3 separate regions of the Homo sapiens genome follow, and all the other regions are linked to region 3. The links are chromatin loops, found by intact Hi-C in ENCODE. Cell type or tissue: thyroid gland. All regions are shown on one strand. Links, peaks and the distances in the headings refer to the core of each region. The heading gives the core; the rest is flanking DNA.

Region 1 (11,089 bases), core at 2,365-7,364, 47 kb before region 3:
GTTTATATCCACGCAGGCGTTTCCCCTTACCTGCACCGAGCCTCCCGCCCCGTTTACATCCACGCAGGCGTTTCCCCTTACCTGCACCGAGCCTCCATTCCCGTTTATATCCACGCAGGCGTTTCCCCTTACCTGCACCGGGCCTGCCGCCCCGTTTACATCCACGCAGGCGTTTCCCCTTACCTGCACCGAGCCTCCATTCCCGTTTATATCCACGCAGGCGTTTCCCCTTACCTGCACCGAGCCTCCATTCCCGTTTATATCCACGCAGGCGTTTCCCCTTACCTGCACCGAGCCTCCCGCCCCGTTTACATCCACGCAGGCGTTTCCCCTTACCTGCACCGAGCCTCCATTCCCGTTTATATCCACGCAGGCGTTTCCCCTTACCTGCACCGAGCCTCCCGCCCCGTTTACATCCACGCAGGCGTTTCCCCTTACCTGCACCGAGCCTCCATTCCCGTTTATATCCACGCAGGCGTTTCCCCTTACCTGCACCGAGCCTCCCGCCCCGTTTACATCCACGCAGGCGTTTCCCCTTACCTGCACCGAGCCTCCATTCCCGTTTATATCCACGCAGGCGTTTCCCCTTACCTGCACCGAGCCTCCATTCCCGTTTATATCCACGCAGGCGTTTCCCCTTACCTGCACCGAGCCTCCATTCCCGTTTATATCCACGCAGGCGTTTCCCCTTACCTGCACCGAGCCTCCCGCCCCGTTTACATCCACGCAGGCGTTTCCCCTTACCTGCACCGAGCCTCCATTCCCGTTTATATCCACGCAGGCGTTTCCCCTTACCTGCACCGAGCCTCCCGCCCCGTTTACATCCACGCAGGCGTTTCCCCTTACCTGCACCGAGCCTCCATTCCCGTTTATATCCACGCAGGCGTTTCCCCTTACCTGCACCGAGCCTCCCGCCCCGTTTACATCCACGCAGGCGTTTCCCCTTACCTGCACCGAGCCTCCATTCCCGTTTATATCCACGCAGGCGTTTCCCCTTACCTGCACCGAGCCTCCATTCCCGTTTATATCCACGCAGGCGTTTCCCCTTACCTGCACCGAGCCTCCATTCCCGTTTATATCCACGCAGGCGTTTCCCCTTACCTGCACCGAGCCTCCCGCCCCGTTTATATCCACGCAGGCGTTTCCCCTTACCTGCACCGGGCCTGCCGCCCCGTTTACATCCACGCATGCGTTTCCCCTTACCTGCACTGGGCCTGCCACCCTGTTTATATCTATGCCTGCGTTTTCCTCTTGCCTTTTCAATCCAGAGGCCTCACTAGCTTTGGCCTAGTCATCCTTTCTCCTTGTCTTCTCTTCAGGTATTTTATTGATGACTTCCTGATAGCACCAAATGGCTCCCCGAGGGCTCTGAGGCATTCACACGTGTGTGAGAGTGTGCAGGGATTCCCTGGAATTCAGAGGGACTGCCTTAGACTAATTTGACTGCTTTTGGGCAAAATAAGCTTATGGCCTGAAACTTGCCGATTATCCTGGCCCAGCCGTGCCTTGCCAAAGGTGTCTCTGGCCTGGCTAGCGGGTTGGGGCAGCAGCAGCAATCACCAGTGTGACCTGAGGGCGCCGTGTCACAAGCGCAGGGTACTTTGGTGGACACCTGAGAGGCAGGAATCCTGCTCAGGAGGATGAGGCTGCAGGACGCCCCCACAGCCTGTTGTGGTCAGACCCCGAGGATCCAGTGCCAGCTTGTGGTCCCCCTACTCGCTTACTGAGAACCCAGAGCCTGCCCCCAGGGCCCCGAGAGCCTTTACGCACAGTTTAATAACTAGCTGTGACTGCACACCCATGCAAGCGCTCTCCCGGGCAGGAAATCAAATGTCACCAGCACTCCGGAAACAGCCCTTATGAGGAAACGGCATTCTGGCCCCGGGGGTTTTAACTGACTTTACCTGGTGGGCCATGTGGATCCCCTCAGCCGCGCCTCTCCTCTTTACAGCCTTTGCCCACTGTCCTACTGGGCCGTTTGTCTCTTTCTAACTAATTTGTGTCAGTACCTTCTGAGCTCCGTTCATGTCTGTGAGGGTTAGTTTTCTGCGCCCTCTTGACCAGGCCTTAGGACCCAGTTATTCAAGTGAACACTACTTAGGATGTTGTCGTGAAGGCATTTTATAAATGTGCTTAACATCGCCAATCCATCAACTTTAACTAAAGGAGATTTATCCTCCATAACTTGGGTGGGCCTGGTTCAGTCAGTTGAAGGGTTTGAGAGCAAAACTGAGGCTTCCCCGAGGAAGGAGAAATCCCACCCGTGGACTCAGCCTCAGCTCTGGCCTGAGAGTTTCCAGCCTGACACCTGCCCTGGATTTCAGACTTGCCTAGCCAGCCCCCACAGTTACATAAGCCAGTTCCTTGAAGTGAATCTGTGTGTGCACATGTGCATGTGTGTGTGTGTGCATGTGTGTGTCCATGTGTGTGTCCGTGCATGAGTGTGCATGTGTGTATGCATGCATGTGTCCGTGTGTGCATCCATGTGTGCATGCACATGTGCATGTGTGTGCATGTGTGTGCACGTGTGCGTGTGTGTGCGTGTGTGTGCGTGCATGTGTGTGCACGTGTGCGTGTGTGTGCATGCATGTGTGTGCATGTGTGTGTGCGTGTGTGTGCACGTGTGCGTGTGATCTCCAACTGGTTCTGTTCCTCTGGCTGAACCTGGAGGATGCATCGTCTTTCTGCATTGTCTACCTGTTTTACAGGGACCTGCCTTATCTTTAAAATCAGAAGTAATTAAGTTCATTTTAAAAGTCAAGGCGAGTACCAAAAAGAATGTAAACACTCTATTCCAAGGCTGTTTCTTCCTGGGACAGTTGTATTTTTAACACATTTTCCCAAGAGTTGCTGCAGCCACTCTGTGTGAGCCCCGCATCCTACCACAGCCTTAGGGACAGCAAGGTCACCAGCTCTAGAAGCTCTGCCTTCAGAACGGCCCACTCTGCAGCCAGCCCCATGAAGACACCTCTTGGGTGCCTGGTGTTGTAAAATTTACCCAAATCCAGAGCCATGATTCCAAACCTGATGGTAGAAGAGCAGCATTCATTTGCTTGTTCATTCATTCAGCACACTCGTATTGCCAAGCCCTGAGAATAAGCGCAGGGATACGGTAATAAACCGGGAGAGCCAAATCGGCCCCATGGAGTCGAGTCTAGGGGAAGCAATAGACGACTAACAAAGGAACAGTAAACAGTCTGGGGCAGGAGCGGGGGGTGTATGATTGTGTATTGACGGTCGTCTTCGAGGATGGGATAAGGGTGTGATGGAATGAACCCTGCAGATCTAAGGAAAGGCCATTCCAGACCCTAGAGGAGGTCCAGGAAGGAAGTTCAGGAGCACAGGCCACAGAGGGTCACTGATTTCACCAATTTCACCAGGATCAGGGTTTTCCATACCACTAAGGCTGGAGGGACAAGGGACAGGAGCGTGAAAGGAGAGGCGAGGCTGGTGCCCCAGGAAACCCAAGCCTGGTCTCAGGCTGGTGAAGAGGTGGATGATGGAGCGAGTGGGGAATGAGTGGTCCCAGTGGCCGGAAAGCTTGCTGGGGGCTGATCTGGACAGATGGGAGGTGGGTGAGGTCCTGGGAGCGGAGGTTCTGGAGACCGGCGGGCATGGCCAATGATGAGCCCTAGGACGTGACTCTCACAATGGGGACTGAAGGGGTTGGAGGGAGGTGCCGTTGGAAAATTGCAGTAAGTGAGAAGAGTCAGAAATGGGAGGACCAGAGGGAAAGCCACTTCTCAGAGAAGAGTAACAGGTTCAACTTTGGTCCAATAATCACAATTTAGAGCTGACAGCAGCTTCAGAGGCCATGTGACAGATAAGGAAACTAAGGCCCCAAAAGCAGCCGTGGAGACCAGACCCAGGGGTTCCGGCCACGGCTCTGTGCCTTTTGTAAAGGCAGCCTATGTCTGCACTCACCTGTGCTCTGGCCCAGGCCGGCCCTGCACTTCGATTGCCGGGAGCCCTGCACGCGGAACTGTGTCTGCAGAAGCTCCTTTTGGCACCTGGGAGGGCACCTCTCATCAGTACTCCAGGACCTCGGCCATCGCCACGGACCGCAGGGTGAACGCTGGGTGGGCTGTACCATGGCCTCGGCCACCGCCTGCAGATCCAGGCTCCCTGCAGCCTGCTGGGCTGGTGGCCTCAGGGGACCGGTGAGCTGCGTCTGCCTGGGCTCCCGAAAGGCCGCTCCCAGATTTTGATTTTGCTTTGTTACCTAGAACCCAGGCCCTCTGTTGCCACAAGAGGGCCCCCCAGCCCCGGCTCACTGAGGCCCTCCCCGTGGAGGAGCGTATCCTGTCCGGTCCGCAGCTCAAATATCCAGAGATCGGGAGACCCCGGCCCTGGCCCCACCCCCGCCCCAGCTGGGCCACACTGCCCCCTCCACCACACCCCGGCAAGCCCCTCCTGGGGCTGCACTCAGTCCTGGGTGTCAGAGGGTCCTCTGGCTTCGCTTGTCACATTTAATGACAAATCAGAAATCAAATGTATCCAGAGCCAGCCTGGGCTTTAGGATAGAAGGGGAGGGCAGGAGTGGGGGCTCCGGGGACAGGGGCTGGCCGAGGAGGGAGGATGGGGGCAAGAGGATATTCGTGGGGCACCCACTCCCCACCCATCCGCCACCCCCTCCTCCCAGGGCTCCTTCTGAGGCCTCGCTGTCCCCGCCTTTTAGTAAAAAGTGGAGAAACAGCCTCACAGGGTGACCTGCTTCAGCTCCCAAAGCCATGCTGTGGCTGACCAGGGTCAGGACCCAGGTACCAGGTCCACGGCTCAGGGGTGGGAGCCAAGCCTCACTCGACTCCACGCTCAGGGCCGGGACCCAGGCCACAAGCCCGACCTTTGTCCTTTCCTCGAGCTTGCTGGGAAGCCTAGACTCACCCAAATCCAACCCAAAAAAGGCTGCAACAAACCAGCCTTGCTTGTGATTTCGTTTTATGATTTTCTTTTCACATTTTCTTACTATGGGAATTCTCATGGGTACATAAAAATAGACAGCTTAATATGCACCATATCCCATCCCTCAGCCTTGACAGTTGTCAACAGCCTGCCTTTCCTGCTTCAAATCTACCATGTAAGCCTTCATTTTATCTCATATGGTTTGCTTTTTTTTTTTTTTTTTTTTTTTTGAGCTGGTGTCTCACTCTGTTACCCAGGCTGGAGTGCAGTGGCGCCATCTCGGCTCACTGCAACCTCTGCCTCCCAGGTTCAAGCGATTCTCCTGCCTCAGCCTCCCGAGCAGCTGGGACTACAGGCTCACACCGCCATGTCTGGCTAATTTTTGTATTTTTGTAGAGATGGGGTTTCATGATGTTGGCTTCACAATGTTGGCCAGGCTGGTCTCAAACTCCTGGACTCAAGTAATCTGCCTGCCTCAGCCTCCCGAAGTGCTGGGATTACAGGCGTGAGCCACCATGCCCAGCCTTATTACGTATTTTTAAGCAAATTATTGGATCATACCATTGCACCCAAACAATGCTGCCGTGTTACACAGCCATTTGTCCAGCCTCCTGTTCTATGGATGAAGATCACCAGGGTTCTCCACTTTCCAGACGAACGAAGCCACTGACGACCCGACAGGCCACGTGACTTGGCACAGCGCAGCCCTCAGGATCAGGGTCCTATCAGAGCCCTCTGGGGATGCTGGTTGTGCCTGGTGGCATTGCAGGAGGGAACGAGCCCTGCCTGGACTGTCCCCAGGTGATCACACACATGCCACCGGGATGAGGCAGGAGGGTGGACCCTTGTGAGAGGAACAAGCCACGGGTGCTCTGTCCCCTGGCATCCCCTCAGCAGCAGGACTCTAAATCCCCTCGCCTCCTACTGAAGGAGGAGAGAAATGAGTAAGAAATTGAAGTTACCACTAACGTTATTTTTAGAAACTGCAGTACGAAATGAAAAAAAAATGTCTCCAGACTGCCGAGGAAACGAGAAATACATGCCTCCAAATTATATGAAAGGCAAGAAAACCACCCAAGTGCCAGTGACTCACAGGAGCTGGGGTGGGTTCAATCAGGATAGGGAACTCCTGGAGGGCCTTCAACTGGGCGGCAAGTTGATGGCACTGCTGTCACCCTGCAGGAAAGACCCGGCTCTCTTCCAAAGCCTCCCCAGCCATTTGCAAGCTCAGCGTGGGAAGCAGGCTGGGCTGAGCACGTCCAGGGCTCCCAAACTACGCTGGAGCCAAAATCCAGGACTCCCGCCTGAATTGGGATCCTTGGAGCGGGGTGCTGGAGGGAATGCTGCGGCCTCTCAGGTCTGTGACCGCGTCCACGCCAAGGCTTGCTGCATGCAACCCGTAAGCTGAGAGTTGCCACCATCCAGACACCACCCTGTGCAGCGGAGTGGGGCAGGGCAGGACTGAGAGACGGTGTCTGCCCTCCAGACCACCTTGCAGGCCCATGCTGTGGGGCTCAGTCTCCCTCACCCTGGGGCATGGATCAAGCAGGCCTGTCCCCTCTAAGAATGCCCCATCTCTGTAGTCCTCTGTAAAAGTCACTAATGCTTTCTGCCAAGTATTTCCAATTCTTGCCCCTTCTAGGCTCCTGCAGCAATTCCGCTCCCAGCCTCCTACCATGTTGGCCAACATTTTGACACGTGAACCTTCTGGGCTGGGCATGGGTCATGTGGCAGAGCCATTTCCCCTTGGCCATGGGGACTGGCAACATCCGACACGTCGGCTGCTCAGTGAGCCTGGTCCAGGCGTGGCAGTGTGAGGCAGAGTCCCCCAGCCCAGTAGCCCCCCAGTAACTGGGTAACCAATGTGACAGGACGGCCACGGGGAGGCCGGGGTGGTGCTCAGTGGGCAGAGGTGGCTCATTTACAGCACTGTGCCTGTGACGCTGTGGGAAGCCGACCTCACACCTAACAAAATCGCAGCTCCAGAGGAGGGGCCTGGAAACGATGTTAGTAGTAATGGGTGTTGCTTGCCTTTGGATTGCTTTAGAAAGATATTATAAGGAAATGATGCACTCAGAAAGTAATTATGTGGTTTGTAAGCCAGGATGAAAGGGAACGGAGAGTTCAATTCAGGAACGTGCAGGACTAAACAGAAGCTCCTCAAATACCAACAGCAAAATGGTAAAATGGAAAGATGCCTGAAGCAACAGCTGCCACAAAAGCTCAACGTCTTCAAGAGGGAAATCAAGCCATGGCCTCATGTCCACTTCCACCACATCTCTTAAGAGAAAACTCAAATCTTTTTTTCTCTGCTCTCACACAACTACAACAATCAGCACAGAAGACTTCTGTGACCCCAAAATATGTGGAGATTTCTCCCCACCAGCAAGCAAGCAGTCAGCACTACAGCAGACACCGTCTGGGTGTCCTGTAATTCCATCCTGACACTCTACCTGGAGAGAGCTTGTATTCCATAGGATGGGGGCTCCGTCCCCAAGACTGCCCCCTCCCACCTCAGACACCAGTTGCAAGCCTGTGCCTCTGGAACTTCTGACCAACTGGCTATAAATCAGGGTTCCCACAACCCCATCTCTGGGTTCAATTAATTTGCTGGAGCAGCTCATACAACTCAGGAAAACACTTATGTTTACCAGTTTGTTATAAAAGACATTGCAAAAGATACAGATGAAGAAACACATAGGGCAAAGTATGGGGGAAAGGGTGCAGAGCTTCCATGCCCTCCCCAGGGGCCACCCTCCAGGAGCCTCTGTGTGGTCAGTGTTCAGCCATCCTGAAGAGCCCTTTCCTCTTGGGCCTTTCATGGAGATGCATGGGGTGGGCATGATTGACAACCATGTAGAAATATGATTGGCCCAAAAGGATATGGTCTAAACCCGGCGAGGCTGTCTGGCCACATTCTTCTTGGCTTTTCTGGGCAGCATTCCCTCCTCCAGGGTGTGGGGTAGGACCCCCTCTGGAATGAGGGGCTTATGACCCACAAGCAGATTAGGGTTCCACCTGCCCAAGGCAGGTGAAAAGAGGGCAGAAGAAGATCAGGGAGAGAGATTCTGTTTGTTAGGGCTGTGGGAGTTATAAGCCAGGAACTGTGGACAAAACCCCATATATATATATATGTATATACATACATATATGCATATATTAAGCCATATGTGTATGTATGTATATATACATATACATATATGTATATACATCTATATGGGGTTTTGTCCACATTTTTTATACATTTTTTTTATATATAAGATAATATTACAATGTCTGAATGGACCGAAGTGAATCATGTCAGGTGGACACAATGGCTCGGGAAAAACAGACAAAGGGTATGGCATTCCTATGTAAGCTCTGTCGCCTCGAGAGGCCTGCAATCGTCTCTCTCCATAATTTCAGTAAGAAGCCGAACAAACGCATTTTTAAGAGGATGGTAACACCAAAGGACCTATAAACCTAGAAGAAAATCATCAATTATCATTATCTGTAGCAGTTTATGTTCTAAAAAGTCACTGTAAACACGGATTTAGAGATGAATGAACCATGCTCCTAGGAGAAAGACAGGGTTAAGGTTCCTGAGAGCTCTGGTCACTAAATTTTCATCAATCCACACACGATCTTGTTTTATGTGTGTTTCTGTTTAAAGACACCTGTGTAATATTGTTGACTCATTAACATTGAAGCTTTCTCTAAGATGCCTTTTTTCTCTGTCTGGCACATGGCACCCGGCTTCCCAGTGCTTAGGACCACATCATCACTATGCTTGGGCCAACTTAGACAGCAAAACCACCCAAAAAAAAAAAAAAGTCACTAAGGAGACCATGGAAAGACCCGTGTTTACAGGATGAGCTAGAACGAGAAGGCAGAACGTCACTGTGTGCAACCTCAGCTGGGAACATGCACATCCTATGTCTTAAACTTTCCCCCTCCCTGTATGTGTCCAGTGACCCGGAGTGCCCCAAGTATTGATGTGGGGGTTACAAATACATTTTCCCCAGCGGGTGAATTCACAGACTGCATTTGTGATCGTTTGAGAACTTGAGAATAACCCAGGGCTCCCATTCTTTGAGGAGTGGCAGAGAGGCTGAGAAAGTGGGGACTCTCCAGTGCCTGGGACGCAGGTGGCCCAGGGGACAGACCAAAGGAAGGGCCAGTCACTGCCACCAAGAACATGGACTGGGGCCTGCCTAGGGAGGAGAGCTAGGGCCACATCAGGGAGTGTCCCCTACCGAACTGGGATCTCCGGCTGGCCGCACTCCACGATTGCCATGTGCTTGCCACTCTGCCCCTCTCTGAATGGGGGCTGGTTGCTATTGTCTCTGCTCCCACATTTCATAGTAAACAGGTAGGAAAAGTGAATGACTTGTCTTTCCACTTCATAGGTCTCCAGTCCAGAAAGGGCCTGTCCAGACCCGCTGAGGACCACTGGACACCACCCACAATGGAGAGACCACCTAGATCGCCAGGGCAGCCGTAGCACTTCCGGCAGGACTGGTGGGAACTTCAGGTAGGACTGGCGGGAACTTCAGGTGGGAGAGAGAGAATGTTCTTCATACGTGAGGGGAAGAAGCTTGACCTTGGGATGGCCATGTGATGTCAGCACTGGTCAGTTACTTCTGGTTTCTCTACTCTGGGAGGGTGGCAGTGTGGTAGGCGGGTCCCCAGGAAACAGACTCAGATTCAGACCCTAGCAGGCAGGAGGCTCATCGTGAAGTTCCCTTGGGGTCAAGGGTCATGGAAAGGAGGCAGCAGAGGATGGCACAGGGAGAGAGACGGCAGCCTTGAGCCCCCATGGAGAGAGAGAACCATCCCATCACGCTTGGCCCAAACAGCCATGCCTGACCTTCCCTAGGGGTCGTTCAGGCCTCCTCTGCGGCAGGTGCTCTCTGGGAGCACCTGCCTGTTACACACAGATCTTTGCACCTCCTGCCCACTCCCCCACGTCCAACCCATGCCTCATCCCTGACTGCCCATCCCCACTCTCCACATCGCTCCCATTCTGGGTTCAGCCGGCAAAGTCGTTGGCCATTGCCCATGGGTTCAGAGATCTTCTAACCTCACAGCCACTTACACAGAGGGGATGACCACTGGGAGAATGTTCCCTCATCACCCTCTGTGTTAGTCCGTTCTCACATTGCTATAAAGATACTACCCAAGACTGGGTAATTTATAAAGAAAAGAGGTTTCATTGACTCACAGTTCTGCATGGCTGGGGACGCCTCAGGAAACTTACAATCATGGCGGAAGGGGAAGCAGGCACGTCTTACGTGGTGGTGGGTGAGAAAGACAAGTGCAAGCAGGGGAATTGCCAGACACTTATAAAACCATCAGATCTCATGAGAACTCCTTCACTATCACGAGAACAGCATGGGGAAAACAGCCCCCATGATCCAATCACTTCCCATCAGGTCTCACCCTCATCACCTGGGGATTACAGTTCAAGATGAGATTTGGGTGGGGACACAGAGCCAAACCATATCACCCTCTTTAAAGGGCAGCTTGCTGAGACTGGAGTATGGCAGCCAGGCGATTTGGGCTGGCCCCACAGGCAGAGCAGACACCTCCATGAACTGAGGCCGGGCTTGTCCCTCCCTCCTCAGTTCACCAGAAGGTTCCTCCACTGGGGCTGTGGGGACTGCTGTGGAGGGTGGGGGGGGGTACTGGGCAGCTGCCGCTGCTTGGCCTCCTGCTCCTGCTTCTGCTGCTGCCACACGCACACTCCCACCTGTGATGGGTTATTTCTGAGTCCCCAACCTCATGACCCAGGGGTGAGACAGAATCCAGCTCATCTGAGCAGTTCCACATGCACAATCAGGTATTCCATCACCCCAGGCCCCAGGAGCACATCAACAGGGACTTTTCAGAATTTTTCGCAGAATCCTCTGCCGCAGATGGCACGGCTTTGTTTCTGAATCCCAGGGGCCTGCACTGTGATTCTGGCATAGTGGTTTGCCATAAACACACAGCATTGCTTTCCCACGTCTGATACCTCTCATAACACAGGGTCCGACCAGCTGCAGGGCCTGAGTCACAGGGCTGCCAGCACTGCAGCCTCGACCTGCTGCAGGCTCAGGGAAGGCCGACAGCTTCTCCTATCAATGGTACATAGGCTGGAGTAGTCTTCATGTGTGTGGAACGTGCTGCCTCCAGAAGGCGTACTGGCATTGTCTGTCTCTCTTGG
Region 2 (5,000 bases), core at 1-5,000, 54 kb after region 3:
GGCTTTCTGCAGGTTCCCAGTGAGGAGGACGAGGCTGGCCCGGGACACGCCACTGATGCTCTTCTGACCCAGGGGCTTTTCTCTCCCGCTTCCGTCCCTCTTCCCTCGCCGGCAGGTGACGTTACTGGCCTTTTCTTTTTTGGCCCTGCCTCCCCCTTGGCTTCTCCCCTCTTCCTCTCCTCCACTCGGTGCCTGGTGACATGCGGCCATCCTCAGAGATGTGCTTCGGGGCCCGCACGCCTTGCTCCTCGCACTCTTCCTGCACCGGAGCCGCGGTGCGAGGCCTCGGGAATGCTCACCGTTTCTCTCCCGCCCCCCGGCCGCATGCTGCAGCCATTCCCTCACCACATGTCCAGGAGGGAGCCGGCATCCTTTGCTGACTTTCTTGCTGTGACTATGGTGCTGCGTGGAAAAGGGGCCGTGGGAAGGCTGGGCAGGTGGCTGCTCAGAGCCCCACCTGACACGGTGACCCACGGGGCCTGGAAATTCACTGCCCCGATTTCCACACAGGTGCCTGAGCTCCTGCAGAGAATGCCTGAGAGCGAGACGCATGCCCGTCAATTTGTGCTTTCAGGCGTCCTAAGCACACACGCCTGCTCTTATTTGAACCACTCCCTGTAAGCTAGTTCCACTAAAGAGTGGCTTTCCACCCTGGCTGCAGATTGCAACCACCCAGGAATCTTTTTTTTTTTTTTTTTGAGACGGAGTCTGGCTCTGTCGCCCAGGCTGGAGTGCAGTGGCGCGATCTCGGCTCACTGCAAGCTCTGCCTTCCGGGTTCACGCCATTCTCCTGCCTCAGCCTCCCGAGTAGCTGGGACTACAGGCGCCCGCCACCACGCCCAGCTAATTTTTTGTGTTTTTAGTAGAGACGGGATGTTAGCCAGGATGATCACGATCTCCTGACCTCGTGATCCACCTGCCTCGGCCCCCCAGAGTGCTGCGATTACAGGCGTGAGCCACCGCGTCCTACTTTTTTTTTTTTTTTTTTTTTGAGACAGAGTTTCACTCTTATTGCCCAGGCTGCAGTGCAATGGTGTGATCTCAGCTCACTGCAACCTCTGCCTCCCAGGTTCCAGGGATTCTCCTGCCTCAGCCTCCCAAGTAGCTGGGATCACAGGCATGCACGACCACACCTGGCTAATTTTGTATTTTTAGTAAAGATGGGGTTTCTCCATGTTGGTCAGGCTGGTCTCAAACTCCTGACCTCAGGTGATCCGCCCACCTCAGCCTCCCAAAGTGCTGAGATTACAGGCGTGAGCCACCATGCCCAGCCCACCCAGGAATCTTTTAAAAGGTACCAGTTGATGCCCAGACCCCTCAATTAAGTCCAGATTTTTAAGAGATTTTTTTTTTTTAAAGCTCTGCAAGTGATTCCAGCACACAGTCTGGGGACTAACCGCTGATATAAGGTCTGGAAAATCTAAGAAACCACTCTACCCCACCCTCTGGTGACCAGAAGCTTATGTCTACCAGACCCAGGGCCTTCCCTTGCTGAAACATGCTGGGTAAACTCTTTGTTTCTTCCTAGCAGACAGCAGCCCTCTCCCTCTAGCTCAGAAGCTACGTCAGCAGTTGGTTGGTTGGTTGGTTGGTGGGTTGGTTGGGTTGTGTCTCTCTTTAACTTCCTCCACTTCTGAAGTCACCTGCAGTGACTTGGTGTGGACTTGGTCACCTCACTGTCCCCCCAGCCTCAGGCCCAGGAACCATGTCTTTGGAGGAGGCTCTCCTGCTGGCAGCTGGTTGCATCTGGCATGCTTGGATTCCTGCAGGTGGCTGGTTGCACCTAGCTTGCTTGGATTCTTCCCAGATTCACAGCCATAGGGTGGGCGTTTCATGAAATCTCCAAATTCCAAGGGCTCTTGACAGACCACCTCCATCCTGATCAGAAGGGGTGATGCCGGTTGCACGGTCTCTTAGAGCTTAAAACTCTAGCTTCTTCTCTGCTCCTCATTCCAAACTAAACAAATTGTTGCATTGGATTATTCTTTCAAAATACTCCTTGCCTTAATGCCATCCTTTAGATTTTGGTGGCTGGCTCCTGTTGTGGACCGCATCTCACAGGTGGACTTCCTGGTTTCTGCCTCCTGTTACCCCTCACAGTTATCTCTCCCTTGAGTCCTGCTACCTTCCAGAAAAATAGGCTCCAAACACACTTTCATCCCATCACTCCCAGCATGGAGTTCTCCAGTGGCCTGTTGGCTACAGGACACTCTCCAGCCCCCCGCATTGGGATGTCTGGCCCCAATCCACCATAATGTACTTGTCTCCAATCTGCTGAGCTGCATGAATGCCCACCCCAGCCCAGCGGGCACTCCCCTTCTGCAAACCTCCAAGCACATTCCCCCTCTGCACACTGCCAATCTTCCTGTCCCCGCCCCAAATCCAAAGGCCCCTCCTATGGCTGGGGATCCACTGGCAGCTGCCTAACCCTTCCTATGCTCCTGGACGTTTGGTGCAATCTGGAGCACGCTCAAGCCGGCATTTGAAATAACCTGGAACACGTTTACATCATGGAAAATATGGAAAATAGGCTGATTGGCTTCCACTCCCTTTTAGAGCTGGCAAGAAAAATAATTGATGACTAAACAACCTAACGACCAACAAATATAAAAAGTCATAGCCCAACCATGATCAAATAAGGCTCCAGCATTCCTCCTTGGAGGGACTCTGAGCCATCTGGTGTCATTTTCCTTTCCAATCCGGGAACATTCTGGAGATCCTGACATCCAGCTAACATGGGCGTTGCTTCCTGACAACCCTACCCCTTCCATTCCCCAGTCACTACTGCTTCAAGATGCAGTGGAAGGAGATAAATCAGACACCTCAGTAGCGTGAGTGAAAGTGGGGTGTGTGGTGAGACACATACAGAGGGGAGAGGGCCAGAGGACGGCGCCGTGCGACACACACCATTGCTCCTTTTGTTCCCGGTTTCGGCCAAGTTGTGCCGCAGGTGACTCTCCACCGGCTGAGCTCTGTGCATGCAGGGCCAGTATTCTCGGCCATTCTGGCTTAGAGAAAAGCTTTCTATATTCCAGAATGGCTCCAGGCCTCCTCCTCCTCCTATTAAATGTGTTTTAAAAGAGGTCTTAGAGCCCAGGCAGTTAGATCTTAGAAAAAGACAAATACAGTAGAAGCTGGAGGCAAGCTTATCCTTTCCAAAGAGGGAGTGCTTCCTGTGTTAATTTGTTATTGAGCATGATGAAGATTCAGCTCCATTGAGACTGAGCCAAGAGTTGACTCATTCATGGGAGCAACATAACGGGTTGTGAGAAGCCAAAGGATTAAGCATCTGGGAGCCAAGACTGATCTTGAGTGGCCCAGAAATGCAACCCAAGGATCTTGGGCCCAAGGGCCAGGAAGGTTTCTGCAGCCTCCTGGAGCATTCACAGAGGCTCCCTGTCCGTCCACTTTTCCCTCTGTTGCTGATGTGATGGCTCCTGCCCTCAGCTTACCAGACTCCTCGGAGAGGCTGGCCTCTGAATTGGTTGAATGGGCTTGAAGGGGGCTGGACTCCATTTGGGTGGATGAGCAGGCCCAGTGCCCCTGTATGAGGGGAAGTTGTCTTGGTAAGCCTGTTTTTGTGTCAGGTCCCCAGGACACCTTCCTCTGAGTCTCTTGCGTGGGAGAAGTTGCTGGACACGCCTCTCTGGCTCTGTCCCCGCCGGCACTGTGTGGGATCCATGCTGTTCTCCCTCCAGCCCTTGCCCCACCTCCTGGAGCCCTTCTCTGCGCCTGGTCACTACCCGCCCCCCACCTCCAGCATTAATTTTCTAGGGACAAGGGGCAGGGGAAGGAGGAGAAGAAAGAGTCCTTGCTGCTCCTCAGAGAAGACACAGGAGAAGAAAGTCGGAGAGGAGTGGGGAGCCAGGGTGGCAAAGCCCCTTCCTGCTGCCCACGCAGGTCCTGGCTTTCTCTCCACCCACTGCACCATTTCCAGGGCTGCTCTCATGGTGGGAGCCGGAGAGACACTGAGAAGAGGAAGGAAGGAGGATCCAAGAGGAGCCCAGCACACCCGGCTTCTCTGCTGCCCACCCTCCACTCTGTCCTCCCAGCCCAGGCCCTTCCTAGGCAACCCTGGCACGGGTCCTCACTGGCCACACTGAGGCCATCAGCAAAGCACCTGGCCTCTTCACGCCTTGGGCTCTGGGTCTGTAAGGCAGTGAGGCTGAGGTTCCTGGGACAGCTGGGCACTGTGGACTTGCCCAGCTGAGCACAGGCATCAGGGGCTAGAGGGGCCCTAGTCCCGATGACGACCGAGTGCCCTCTCCACCTGGGGAGCTTGGAGGACTTTGCTCTGCACTTAGGGCCACGCTTCAAGCCCAGTGCCTCTTATGACCAAGTCTCTGGGGAGAAATGAGCCCTCCAGTGCCAAATGACCCACCACTAAAAGGCCTTTTGAGGCAGGGCCTCTCCTGAGCCCACGCAGGCACGTGGTGGGAGATGAGAGGGTGTGGGCTCACTTCTTGACATTCTGTGTGAGTGAGGTCATTCATAGGGTGAGGGGAGAATCAAGGGGACAGAGGGCCCTCTAGTCCCCAGCACTTGGGCTCAGCTGGCAAGTCCACAGTGCCCGGCTCTCCCGAGAACCTCAGCCTCACCGCCCTACAGACAAAGGGCCCAAAGTGCAGGGAGGTCAGTGCCACACAGGTTTTATTTTTTCACATTATTGGTGTTTAAAATTGTAAAGATTTTCCACGTTACCTGTAACCATCAAACCACATGTATTGCCCCCAGTTAATCACCATGAACAGCTTGGTGTGTATACCCCTCCATATTCACTGTGTTTCTTCTTCCAGGAATGAGCTCATTCTCTATACATCACTCCGTAACTTGTTGTTTTTACCTAGTAAGGAGTCATGGGCGTCCCACCAGGTGAATACTTGCATGTTTGTCTTCATCTTCTTAACAACTACCTGACACTGCAGTGTCTCAGTCTGTCTGAACTTAAACAGCTAGACATTGAGTTCTCAGAGTCTGGAGGCTGAAATCCAAGATGAGGG
Region 3 (11,089 bases), core at 2,460-7,459:
CCCATGCATCCACCCAAGCTACATATATACATTCATATATGCACAGATCTAAGCATTCATGCACACATCTATGCATGCGTCCATCCATTTGAGCACCTATCCACCTATCCATCACTCATGCATCCATGAGTCGTTCATCCATGAGTCCATCAATCCATTAACCTGCCCATTTAAGATAAATTAATAAGTTCTCCTATTTCTTTCAGCACCAGCATCCTCCCATCAGATGCCTGTGGCTTGTAACATTAACCTCTTCTTCAACTTCTCCCTGGCTTCTTCTCCCAGAGGCTCATGCAGAAACACAGAGTGGCACTGAGCTGCAAATGCTGAGACTGAGAAAGCCTTGCCTCCTGTTGAGGTCTGCGCAGATCGCCTCCTCACCCAGGGCAAAACAGCTCCTTGGTCAGAGGGGCCGAGGGGAGCATCCTCACATCATCCCCTGGGGCGGGCAGGCAGGGCAACCCTCACTGGCCACAGCAGTGTTTCTTATTTGCCCCTCAGTTAAAGCACAGATTAGAACACAGGGAACCTTAGTGCATATTCCCTGGTTTTCATTTTGTTTATTTAAAGACAGTTCTTTTCCTTCCTCCGTGAGGCAGCTAAGTAGATTTAACAGTGATTCATTAAAGCTCTGTCTGCAGATCATCAAATCAGTCAGTGGAAAGGTTTACATTGAGTCAAATCACTAGATATTTCCTCCACATAGTGATAAATTCCCAACGGTGAGTAGCTTTTCCACTGAAGCAAATGGTTGTTTTCATGTTCTGTAACACTAATACTGTAACAATGTACTATTGTGTAATATATTAATTACAGCCTGCAAGCATCATAACTCAGCTGAAGAAGCCTTGCGTAATTTTCCAAAGACGTTTTTGCCTTTTCAGTTTTGTGCCATTTCATACACCGTTGTCTTTTCTTTTCTAAAGCACAAGGCCAGCGTATTAAACCAACCTGTCAAGAAGGACAAATAATGGCATTTATTGTGAGCATGGGTTGGTATCATTTTTTACCATGCAGCCCATGCACATAATTACATCAGGCCCATGTGCCTGATCACAGCATCTCTTAAAAGGATCAATCTAAGTTGCAAAATAAGACAAAGGAATATTTCTAAAGTATTAAAGGACTATGCATTTTCTTAAGCCACAATTATGAGATTTTCAAGGAGTAAGCCTCGGAGGCTGTATGTGTTTTGTAGGTGGGATTAGTTTAATCAGCCTCAGCCAGAATAAGACACTCGTGTCCAGTTCCCACTGGTGCTAAACCAGCTCGTGCATGGTATTCCACAGCACACACACGGGCACACACAGACATATACACATGCACACACACTTACACATGCACACGCATGCACACACACAAATATACACATGCACACATGCACGAACACACATGCACACACACACGCACACACTCGCAGACACATACACACACATACACACGCACACAGAGACACATACACACATGGACACACGCACGCACATACATGCACACACACGCAGACACATACGCATGCACATGCGCGCATATACACGCATGCACACACACATGCACACACACACACACGCGTGTGCACACACACGAGGAAAGCTGACTCCAGTGACCCACACCTCCTTCTCAGAAGTACCACAGCGCTGAGCTCTGATCTCACTTGCGAATTCTGATAAGAAGCGACATATCCTAGATGGGAAGGGGGCGTGTGACCATGAGGCGACGTAGCGTCTGCGCTGCATGGGAGAGGCGAAGGGAACGCAAGAGGCAGACGGTTTCTTCACCCTTCAGCAATCGGCAAAGGACAGCTCGGGTGTCAACAGACAACTGGTGCTGAGGGTCACATAGCACGAGGACGTCACATGTTCCCTGATGGATCGTGCTGGGCAACTTTTGACCAAAATACCCAGGCCAGCTCCGCTGACTCTCAAGCCTCAGACAGGGGGGCTCCTGGCTACAGCTGCAGCTGACAGTGCAGGACAACCCCAGCCAATAGGGCAGCCTGCCCCCACGCTCACCCGCCCAGCCCCATTGCAGGAGGACAAAGCCAACAGGAAGAGCCTCAGCGCTACCCCAGAGGGAACCCTGTTCCAGGAGCTGACCCGGCACCCAATACTTTAATAATGCACCAGTGTTACCGGCTGGACTTCTGGGGGCCCTAACCAGGCTCCCTCAGTCTGGCTTGGGGACTTTTCAAAGAGGCAGTCACTTTGGACGACAGGCAGAACAAGGTGCCTTTCAACATTGTGCTTGCGAGTTCCGTTTTAACCCTGGGCTTCTCGTCAGGAGGCTCACAGCTTAACTCAAAATTAACGCATGGTCTTCTTCCAGCCCATGGAGGGTCTCTGTTCTTTTCACGCCCTCTCTGGGTTAAAGATTCTCTGGCTTGTCTGACAGCCCCTTCCAGTGTCTTTATATGTTTTCTCACAGCCTTTGCTGGCTTGTGGAGCTGGGCACACTCCTCGCCTCCCACACGTGAAAACATCCTTCCTATCATCTGAGCCTCGAAGCAGACCCGCGGCGTGCAGCCTGGGCTGAGAGGAGGAAATGAGCAGCTCTCCGGGCCCCTTATGGAACATTCTGCAGAGGAGTGGCTCAATTGTCCATGAATTTCATGGCTGAAGTTTAGCTCCTCAAACACTGCTGGGGCTCAGCCTCCTGGTCGGGGAGGAGGGACTGTTCTGCAGCCACGGCCTTGGAGCCGGGAACAGGGTCCCACCCGGACTCCCTAAATGGAAGCAGTCACATCCGATGTGCCCCTCCCCCACCCTCCCTCGCCGCCACATTCAGGTGGCTAGGTCCTGTGCGCCCATCCCCCGGCTGGCTGGCTCTCCAAACTTCCATGCACATGAACGTTGGAACCACACAATTCAGCACCGCATGGCAGGTGGCTTGGTCAGCTTCTTCACTGCTGGGGGGGAGGTAACACATGAGCAAGAGGAGGCTGGGGTGGTCCATGTGGCAATGGATTAGAATTGAAGGGACCAATAGGAGCTCACATCTGACTTAATATACACACAGAGGCTGGGCACAGCGGCTCACACCTGTAATCTCAGCACTTTGGGAGGCTGAGGTGGGCGGATCATGAGGTCAGGAGTTCGAGACCAGCCTGACCAACATGGTGAAACCCCCGTCTCTTCTAAAAATACAAAAATTAGCCTGGCGTGGTGGCATGCGCCTGTAATCCCAGCTACTCAGGAGGCTGAGGCAGGAGAATTTCTTGAGTCGGGGACGCAGAGGTGGCAGTGAGCCGAGATTGTGCCACTGCAGTCTAGCCTGGGCGACAGAGCGAGACTCCGTCTCAAAAAATAATATATACATACACACACAGAGTGTGTATATATATATATACATACATACACACACACACACACGGAGGCCATATGTGGAATTGGTTATGGATATGTGTACATACCCATGTCAGTGTACACGCAATGCTTTCTTGCTCTGTCAGCCGAGAGGGCCTAGAAGCAGGGACACCCAGTAGCAACAAGCACACCTAGCACCCAGGCCTTGGTTTCTAATACCCTCTCCAGGAATAGGAACCTGGGCTCCTTGGAGAAATGGCTGATTCTACAATTGGGGCAGGAAATATACAAGATGAGCCTGGAATGCCCTGTAAGTGCCAGAATAAAAAGAAGTGCTCAAAAACACAGGAAGGAAAACAGGCTCACTTATGGGGTGTGTCACAGGGCCACAGGATCCAACCGAAGGAGCTCCCAATGGCCAATGCTGGAACACTGGGAGCAACATTTAGTAAAGTTGTATGGAATTGTAGCCCACAGTATGAGTCCATACAGAATAAACAAAAATGGTGGAAGAGACAAATACGTGGGGGAGAAGAAACAAATGTCCCATGCCAGATTCCAAATGACGTGGGCAGACGCCCCCTCGAGGAGGTGCTGTGGACCCCCCACCCTAAGCGTGGGCTGTGCACAGTGACTCCCTTCCAGAGCACACGGCCTGGAGATAGGGAGAGAGAGGGTGACCTTACAGTGGGGAAGCCTGACTCACAGCACCTCAGCCAGGTGGCCAAGGTCAACGTCAACAGGAAGGACTCCTTTGGAAGTGTGTGCCTTTGACATGATTTGGCCACAATCGCCCTGCTCCTTTGTGGTCTTCCCCCTCAAACACCCTTAACCCCAGTCTAATCAGGAGAAAAACATCAGGAAGATACTAACTAAGGGACAGTCTACAAGGTACCTGACTAGGCTTCCTCAACACTGTCAAGATCATCAAAAGCAAGGAAAGGCCAGGAAATCGCTACAGCCAAAGGGAGCTGAGGACACAGAACGACTAAATGTCATGTGGGGTCCTGGATGGGATCCTGGGACAGAGAAAGGACATGTTTAACAAAAAGGAAATCTGAATAAACATGGACTTCAGTTAATAATAAAGTATCAGTATTGGTTCATTTATTTTAACAAGTGTAACTTCCTGAAGGAAGGTGGTAAAACTGGGGTAGGGTCTATGGGAACTCCATGCACTATCCTTGCAAGTTTTCTGTAGATCTAAAATAGTTCTAAAATAAAAATTTGATTTTAAAAATATAATTAGTGAATTAAACCTGCCACTCCTGGGTATTACTGCTTAGAGGGGACCCCACCATAGCACTCAGGGCACCCAGTCCCCCCACTGAAATGGCTCACCGGGGGCCCAGCTCTGCCCTCAGGGTTCTCTCCAGAACATTTCTCATGAAGTTTTCGGGAAGTTACTCTCTTTCTACCAAGGTTATGAGGCTGGTAGGGTGTGAGCTCTGGGCAGCCAGCCAACCCTGATACTGGCCATACGGGAGGGGAAGGCCTTTGGGGGAGGGGAGGGGAGAGAGGGAAATTGAGTCCCTGATTCTACTTGGCGTCTAAAGCCAGATCAATCTCTGGACTATTTAGTTATGAGTCAAAACATAGCCTTTGCTTAAGTTTATTTGACCTGAGCTTCCTTCTTCTGTAGCTGAAAGCATTCTCACACACCTGAGATACGAGCAAGATTTGCTAGTCCTGTGTTTTAGACAGGAAAAGAAAAAAGCTTTGGAGAGCCATGTATGGTGTCATCCAATAATGAACTGAAATTTGTATTGGGCACCTCATCAGTGAAAAGCTCAAATCTGTTTGTTTCTGAAGCACCGGGCTTCCCTGTGCACAGTGGCCAAAGCTCCTTGTTCTTTGTTTATTAGGATGGTTGAGGACCGGCTTGCCTTAAAATAACTAACGTTTTGCTGGTGGGCTATTAGATTTGCTCCTACCACTGTGCTTTGAAAGGGAGTTTATCTGAAAGCAGCAATGGCCACGACCGCCCGCCCCCCGCCCCCCCCCCCGCCGTCCACCGATGTGTTTCAGAAGCACAGTCACAGAGCTACTCCCGAACAAATGTCAAATAAATGTAGACTGTGGTTGCCAGGAAGACAGCCTTGGAACGGTGCTCGTTCTGTGCCCACAGGGCAGCCCAGTGCATGCTTTGGCTGTGGGGTGAGCAGGACCCATGAAGGCTGCAAGGAATGACACGGGGGGAGGGCGCTCCAGGCCTCTGCAATTCTTCGGAGATTTCAGCTGCCCCCGGAGGATCCTCCTCCCAACAGCCAGATGCCTGACGTGGAATTAGCTCCAGAAATGGTTGCAATTCCCCTGATAGGGAGAGAAATTTTCTCTAGAGTGCTCGACTCACTCTAAAGGGGCCTCTTCAGCAATTCGTAAACCTACGCTCCTGAGGGGGAAAGAAACTGCAACTGCCATGGCAACGGTGATCTAGTGCTTGTTCCACAGAATGCGGACCTCACAGGGCCACCGCAAAGCAGCCCAGATTCTATTCATATGTTAGAAAGCAGGAAAGGAGGCAGGGAGAAGAGAGCAAAGGCAGGATAACAGCATCGTTTGTGTGGGCGAAATGCTCTCCACACTTTATACCAGATCGTCCCTGCCAGGGTCCTACTGCTCCATTTTACAGAGAAGAAAACTGAGGCACGGGAAGGCTAAGGGGTGTATCCAGTGTCCCCAGCAGGTAAGAGCTGGATTCAGACCCCAGGGCTGGCTGGCACAGCCACCCCGCAGACCTCTCTGTGCACCTGCACCTAAGTCGGCTCCACTCACTCCATGCCTTTGCCACCTCCAGTGGCTTCTGTCATGCCTAGAACAGAACCCCAATCCGGAGAAAACTGACCCACTGTGGTCCCTGGCTGCTTCTTTCCACCATCTCCCTGCCCAGCACCCGCTGCCTCTGGCCTTCCCTTCCAGAGTCTCCTCCTCGTTCACTTGACTCACCTCTCTGCTCAAATGTCATCTCCACGATGCGTGCCCGGACCACAATATCTAAACCAGCAGCTCCAGGAATTCTCTATCCCCTTTCTCAGCTTTGTTTTTTTCCTTTAGAGCTCTTATCTCTGCCCTGACATTAGACATCTATCAATTGTTTATGGTCTATCTCCCCACCAAAATATAAGTCCCAGGTTGGTAGAGCTCTGCTTGTCTTATTTACTGATGGAGCTTTTTGCACACCTCTTTTGGAGATAGCATTTGTCATGTCCTGCGGCTGTGCAGGGTTGGGTGGCCGGGGGCTAGGGTATTTTCTCTCATTTACATACCTCCCTCCTCTGTCTGCCAGTAAACTCCTCGGAGCTAAGGCCCAGCTGCATGTAGCCCCAACTCCTGCTCCCGACTCCCAGCTTCGGAGCCAATGCCTCACCCTGATCCAGACTCACTGAAGGTTTTTGCTATTGTCTGAATTTGGGTGGGGCCCAGGGGCTGGAAGACCCCTCATTCAGCTTGGCCTTGGTGGAATCCTGGCCAGGCACAGGTCGTCTCCTCCTCATGCTTCCTCGCCTTGGCAAATCCTTGAGATTTCCCCGTCTCCCACCTTATGTAATTTTTCAGTAGACACTTCTTCGAAACACTGCAGCCTCTCCTGGTCTAAACTGGTCCAGAACAGTGTTTTCCCTCATTTAAGAACATCAAGGTGGTGGTGAGAATGGGCCGGCCCCCGAGGACTGGGGCATCCAGGACTGAACTCCAGAGTGCCCTGTCCCACCCTGAGCATACCAGAGAAGGGGAAGGCACACGACTGTGCAGGCCGCAGGTTGGACAGTGCTTAGAAAGCAAATCCAAAGGGAATGAGAGAACAGAAGAAGAGAAAGGAAATGGTCCCTCAAGGCTGGGGATCTTGACAACAGCCATTCCCAGGCAGCTGCAACCTCAGAGAGGGACCCTTCTGAGGGGAGGCGCTTGCAGCTGGGCCACCGGAGACCACGTCCAGGTGAAGGCACTGGGTATTCCTCACTCCACCGGGCTCTCAGATCCAAATTACTCAAATGAGAAAATGCCAGCAAGGGCTCCACTGCTAAGAAAAATAAAGGAACAGAATTTTCCTACCTGTTAAGAACTTGGTTTTCTTTTTTTTTTTTTTAAACAGAGTCTTACCCTGTTGCCCAGGCTGGAGTGCAATGGTGCGATCTCAGGCCACTGCAGCCTCTGCCTCCCAGGTTCAAGCAATTCTCCTGCCTCAGCCTCCCATGTAGCTGTGATTATAGGCGCGCACCACCATGTCCAGCTAATTTTTGTATTTTTAGTAGAGGCAGGGTTTCACCATGTTGGCCAGGCTGGTCTCGAACTCCTGACCTCAGGTGGTCCACCCACCTTGGCCTCCCAAAGTGCTGGGATTACAGGCGTGAGCCACTGTGCCCAATAAAGAATTCAGTTTTCTATAATCCTGCAATCTGCGAAATATTATCTTACACACGCTTGGGGAGGGGTGCTTTGGGTCTGTTTGCTTGTGTTTTCAGAAAGCAATAGAAGAAGCGGGCTGGCAGGAGCCCTGTGCTCTCCCTGCAAGAAAGGGTCAGAGACCCCCTCTGACCTGAGCAAACACCTGGTGTTTCAGACAGGTAGGAGTGAGAGGGCCTCCAGCAGGCGGCTTCCTGCTCATGGGAGCAGGTGGTCCTTAAGAAATTAATCGGAGGCCAAGCGTGGTGGCTCACGCCTGTAATCCCAGCACTTTGAGAGGCTGAGACGCGCAGATCACGAGGTCGGGAGTTGAAGACCAGCCTGGCCAACATGGTGAAAACCCATCTCTACTAAAAACACAAAAATTAGCTGGTCATGGTGGCATGTGCCTGTAATCCCAGCTACTCCAGAGGATGAGGCAGGAGAATTGCTTGAACCGGGACCTGGGACGTGGAGGTTGCAGTGAGCTGAGATCTTGCCGCTCTACTCCAGCCTGGGCTACAGAGCCAGACTGTCTCGAAAAAAATAAAAGAAAAAGAAAAAAGAAAGAAATTAATCGGATAAAGCGTGGCCACAGTTTCTTTCACTAAAATAAATACAAACTCTTGCACCTAAAACTAGCATTCATTCAGTCCATTTCTAAAGGAATGTGACAGGCACTGCACAAGTCACTCAAAATAAACAGGACGCAGCCCTCTGTACACAGCTTGCTACTGAGTGGGAATGACAGGACCTATGGATCTACGCTGTTAGGGACGATGGAGCTCAGGTCTGAGGACAGTTAGGATTCCAAGTCCTATTTCTGGAAATGACATCATCAGTTTGCAGTTTCTTGCACTTTTGATGGCTGACTCAATTTGGAGTCAGGCCTGAGCAGAGGGGTCATTTGGCTTCTTGGATCAGCCTTGACCCTCACTTATAATCTGCAGCTGCTCACACGGTCACCTTGGGAAGCTCCCGGAGGCGAGGGATGCTAAAAAGAGACTCAGACGCCCACCACTCTCCCAGGGCCGGCCTGAGAGGTCCACACAGAAAGGCCCCTGCCTTTTGGGTTGGCTTCTCACAGGAGGTCATTTCCCACCAAGGAACTTTCTGCGGCTGGAGGAAATGAGATTCTTACAGAAACACCAGCTGGCTGGCGAGCTGAAAGTGCCTGTGGGGGGCTAAGAATCAACCTCCAGGCTACTGTGGCCGAAGCATTCGGGCCCCCAGCTCGCCCCAGCCTGGCCTGCTTGGACCCTCCTCCAGTTCTCTAAGCATCGTTCCTCGGTCTTCCCACAAAAAACGCAGCCCTATAAACCACAACGAGCTCGAGAGGTGGGGTTCACTTGCACCAAAGGGCCCCAAAGCCCCACCTAGGGTGCCTGTCAGTCACACTCAGACACTGGCTCATAAGGAGTGGGCTGGCCCAGAGAACAGCCCAGGTCACTGGAAGGAAGTGTGAATTGAAAACCAGTCAGCGATCCAGAAATTGGAATGAGATAGAAGGTGGGAGATGAGTTGCAGGTGGGCCACGCTCCTCATGAAGAGAGTTAAGCATCTTTAGGCCTAGCTGCGCAAAGGGGATGGGGAGGGCTCCCACCTTAGAGACCATCCTGACACGCAAAGCACTCTGGCCCAGGTGGCCGTGCTGATGGCAAAACCTCGTGACCAAAACAAGGTTATCTTCCCAGCTGCGCTATCCCCAGCTCATGCCGAGAAGGTCACGTGCTACAGCAGAGCCCCGTAACTGCCTTTGGGGCACGTGGCCTCCGTGTGTGCATCTGGGGACCCAGCTCCAGTGGACATAGGCGACAAGAGAGTCACAGGCCCGTGGCTGGGGACAGAGGCCTCCTGGGGTTTGCAGGAGGCAGCACCTCTCCAGTTCAGAAAAGCCATTTTAGCCCAAGGGGGTGGGGGGTGCAGAGTTGGCTTTTCGTATTGTTTTTAATGTTAATGAAGTCAGAGGCAGACGAGCTTTGTACAGAAGGAGCAAGGTTGCACAAAGTCACTCGCTGATGGAACACTGGCCGTCCACTCAGCTCCAAGTGTGGGGCCTGCCTCTGCCAGAGAGGCCCCCAGGAGCCTCCCTCGGTCCTTGCCCTCAGCAAGTTTATTATAGAGTGGGCAGGACCAGCACTGTTGCAGCGCACAGGGTGGGAGCCTTGGGGACAGCCGCATGGCAGCCTCCCAGGAGGCCCCGGGCTGAGGGATTTGCAGCACGCTCCCATCCTCCCAGTTAATCCTCAGCTTTCGGGTTGCTCGTTGTCATCCTCATTTGATAAATGAAAAATCTGCGGCTTGGGGAGGAGACACAGGTTGTCCAGGGTCACACAGCAGGCACCACCGAGGCGTGCTGGGGGTCTCAGGGACCCGGGGAGGAGCTCCTGGGTCTGCTCCAGGGATCCAGGGATTCAAGGAAGATGTGACCGTGTAGATGACACCGTAACAAATCTTAAAGAATAAGGTGACCAAGGGGAGGAGAAATGGAGGGACATTCTTCTCCAATGAGACAATGTGCAAAGTCAGGAAAGTGACACCAGAGAATCTGGTGCCTTCAGGAGTGGGGACAAAGGCTACAGGGACCAGACAACAGAGGCAGGCGTGCCACCCACCCAGGGGTCCTGAAAAAGCCTGGGCATGCCACCCTGGGGGCTCCACAGGAAGCCTGGGCAGGCCACCCTGTGGGGGACCATGGGAAGTCCAGGCAGACCACCCCAGAGGCCATGAGAAGCCCACATGTGCCACCCTGGGAGGCCATGGGAAGCCCACATGTGCCACCCTGGGAGGCTAGTCTCTAATGAGGCCAAGCAGGGACATGACAGGGACGGATAAGCAGGAGAGAAAGATCCCTGGGGAAGTGCACGAGGAAAGGACGGAGGGGGAAGGGGAAGCTGGAGACCTGGAGGCCACCAAAATGCACCGAGAGAAGGCAAGGTGGCCCTGACCCATCTGCTTCCCACAGAGGCACTTGCTGTCCACTAGCGGGGGTCAGGGCAACCAGCAAGCACCCCCTCGTGAAGCGCCACGACTCGACATCGCAACCGCAAAATGATAAGTACTTGCTCAGCCCCAGAAGGCCACGGCACCACTTTGCGTCTACAAGGATCTGTTCTTTCCTATCCAGCCACTTCTGAGAAAGTGGGAGGGTACTGCTTTGTCCTGGCTAATTTTCTGTCACTTTCACTCCCCCTTTCTCTGAGTTTATGGCAAAAATAACCTCACCGCTCAAATTTTTTGGAAATAAAAAATTTTTAAAAAGCCTAGAATCCCACCACTCTAAACACTTCATATCCCAAATCATTTCAACTCTGCTGGATTTCACAAAGCCTGATGCTGGCGTGCAAGCTCAGTGGGGCGGGGCGGCTCTGTGCGCGGGTGGATGGCCAGGCCTGCAGGTGGCATGCACT

The links. Hi-C counts contacts between places; a loop is a spot of excess contacts. Peaks named below come from ENCODE experiments on the same cell type or tissue, not always from the same donor. Only the 100,000 strongest peaks of a DNase experiment are listed, where the experiment ranks them.
Region 1: a loop joins it to region 3, with 2.7 times the contacts of the local background. A loop is called at or near these places in 21 of 110 quality-filtered maps.
Region 2: a loop joins it to region 3, with 2.2 times the contacts of the local background. A loop is called at or near these places in 4 of 110 quality-filtered maps.

Annotation. Positions count from the first base shown.
Region 1 is chr21:42,589,180-42,600,268 of GRCh38, forward strand. It overlaps LINC01671 (long intergenic non-protein coding RNA 1671), which reads right to left. Exons shown (of 2, transcript NR_131192.1): 2 at 10,225-11,089. Among named protein-coding and RNA genes, the nearest start is that of LINC01671, 20 kb to the right of the region's middle. RefSeq lists enhancers at 1,583-5,033, 2,074-3,021. In thyroid gland, for the core only: a CTCF peak has its summit at 4,258 (motif pointing right); a DNase peak (open chromatin) is centred at 4,262.
Region 2 is chr21:42,692,619-42,697,618 of GRCh38, forward strand. All of the region lies in intron 3 of PDE9A (phosphodiesterase 9A), which reads left to right. Among named protein-coding and RNA genes, the nearest start is that of PDE9A, 41 kb to the left of the region's middle. In thyroid gland, for the core only: no CTCF peak of the experiment used is centred there; no DNase peak of the experiment used is centred there.
Region 3 is chr21:42,635,943-42,647,031 of GRCh38, forward strand. No RefSeq gene overlaps it. Among named protein-coding and RNA genes, the nearest start is that of PDE9A, 12 kb to the right of the region's middle. RefSeq lists an enhancer at 1,455-2,351. In thyroid gland, for the core only: no CTCF peak of the experiment used is centred there; a DNase peak (open chromatin) is centred at 4,745.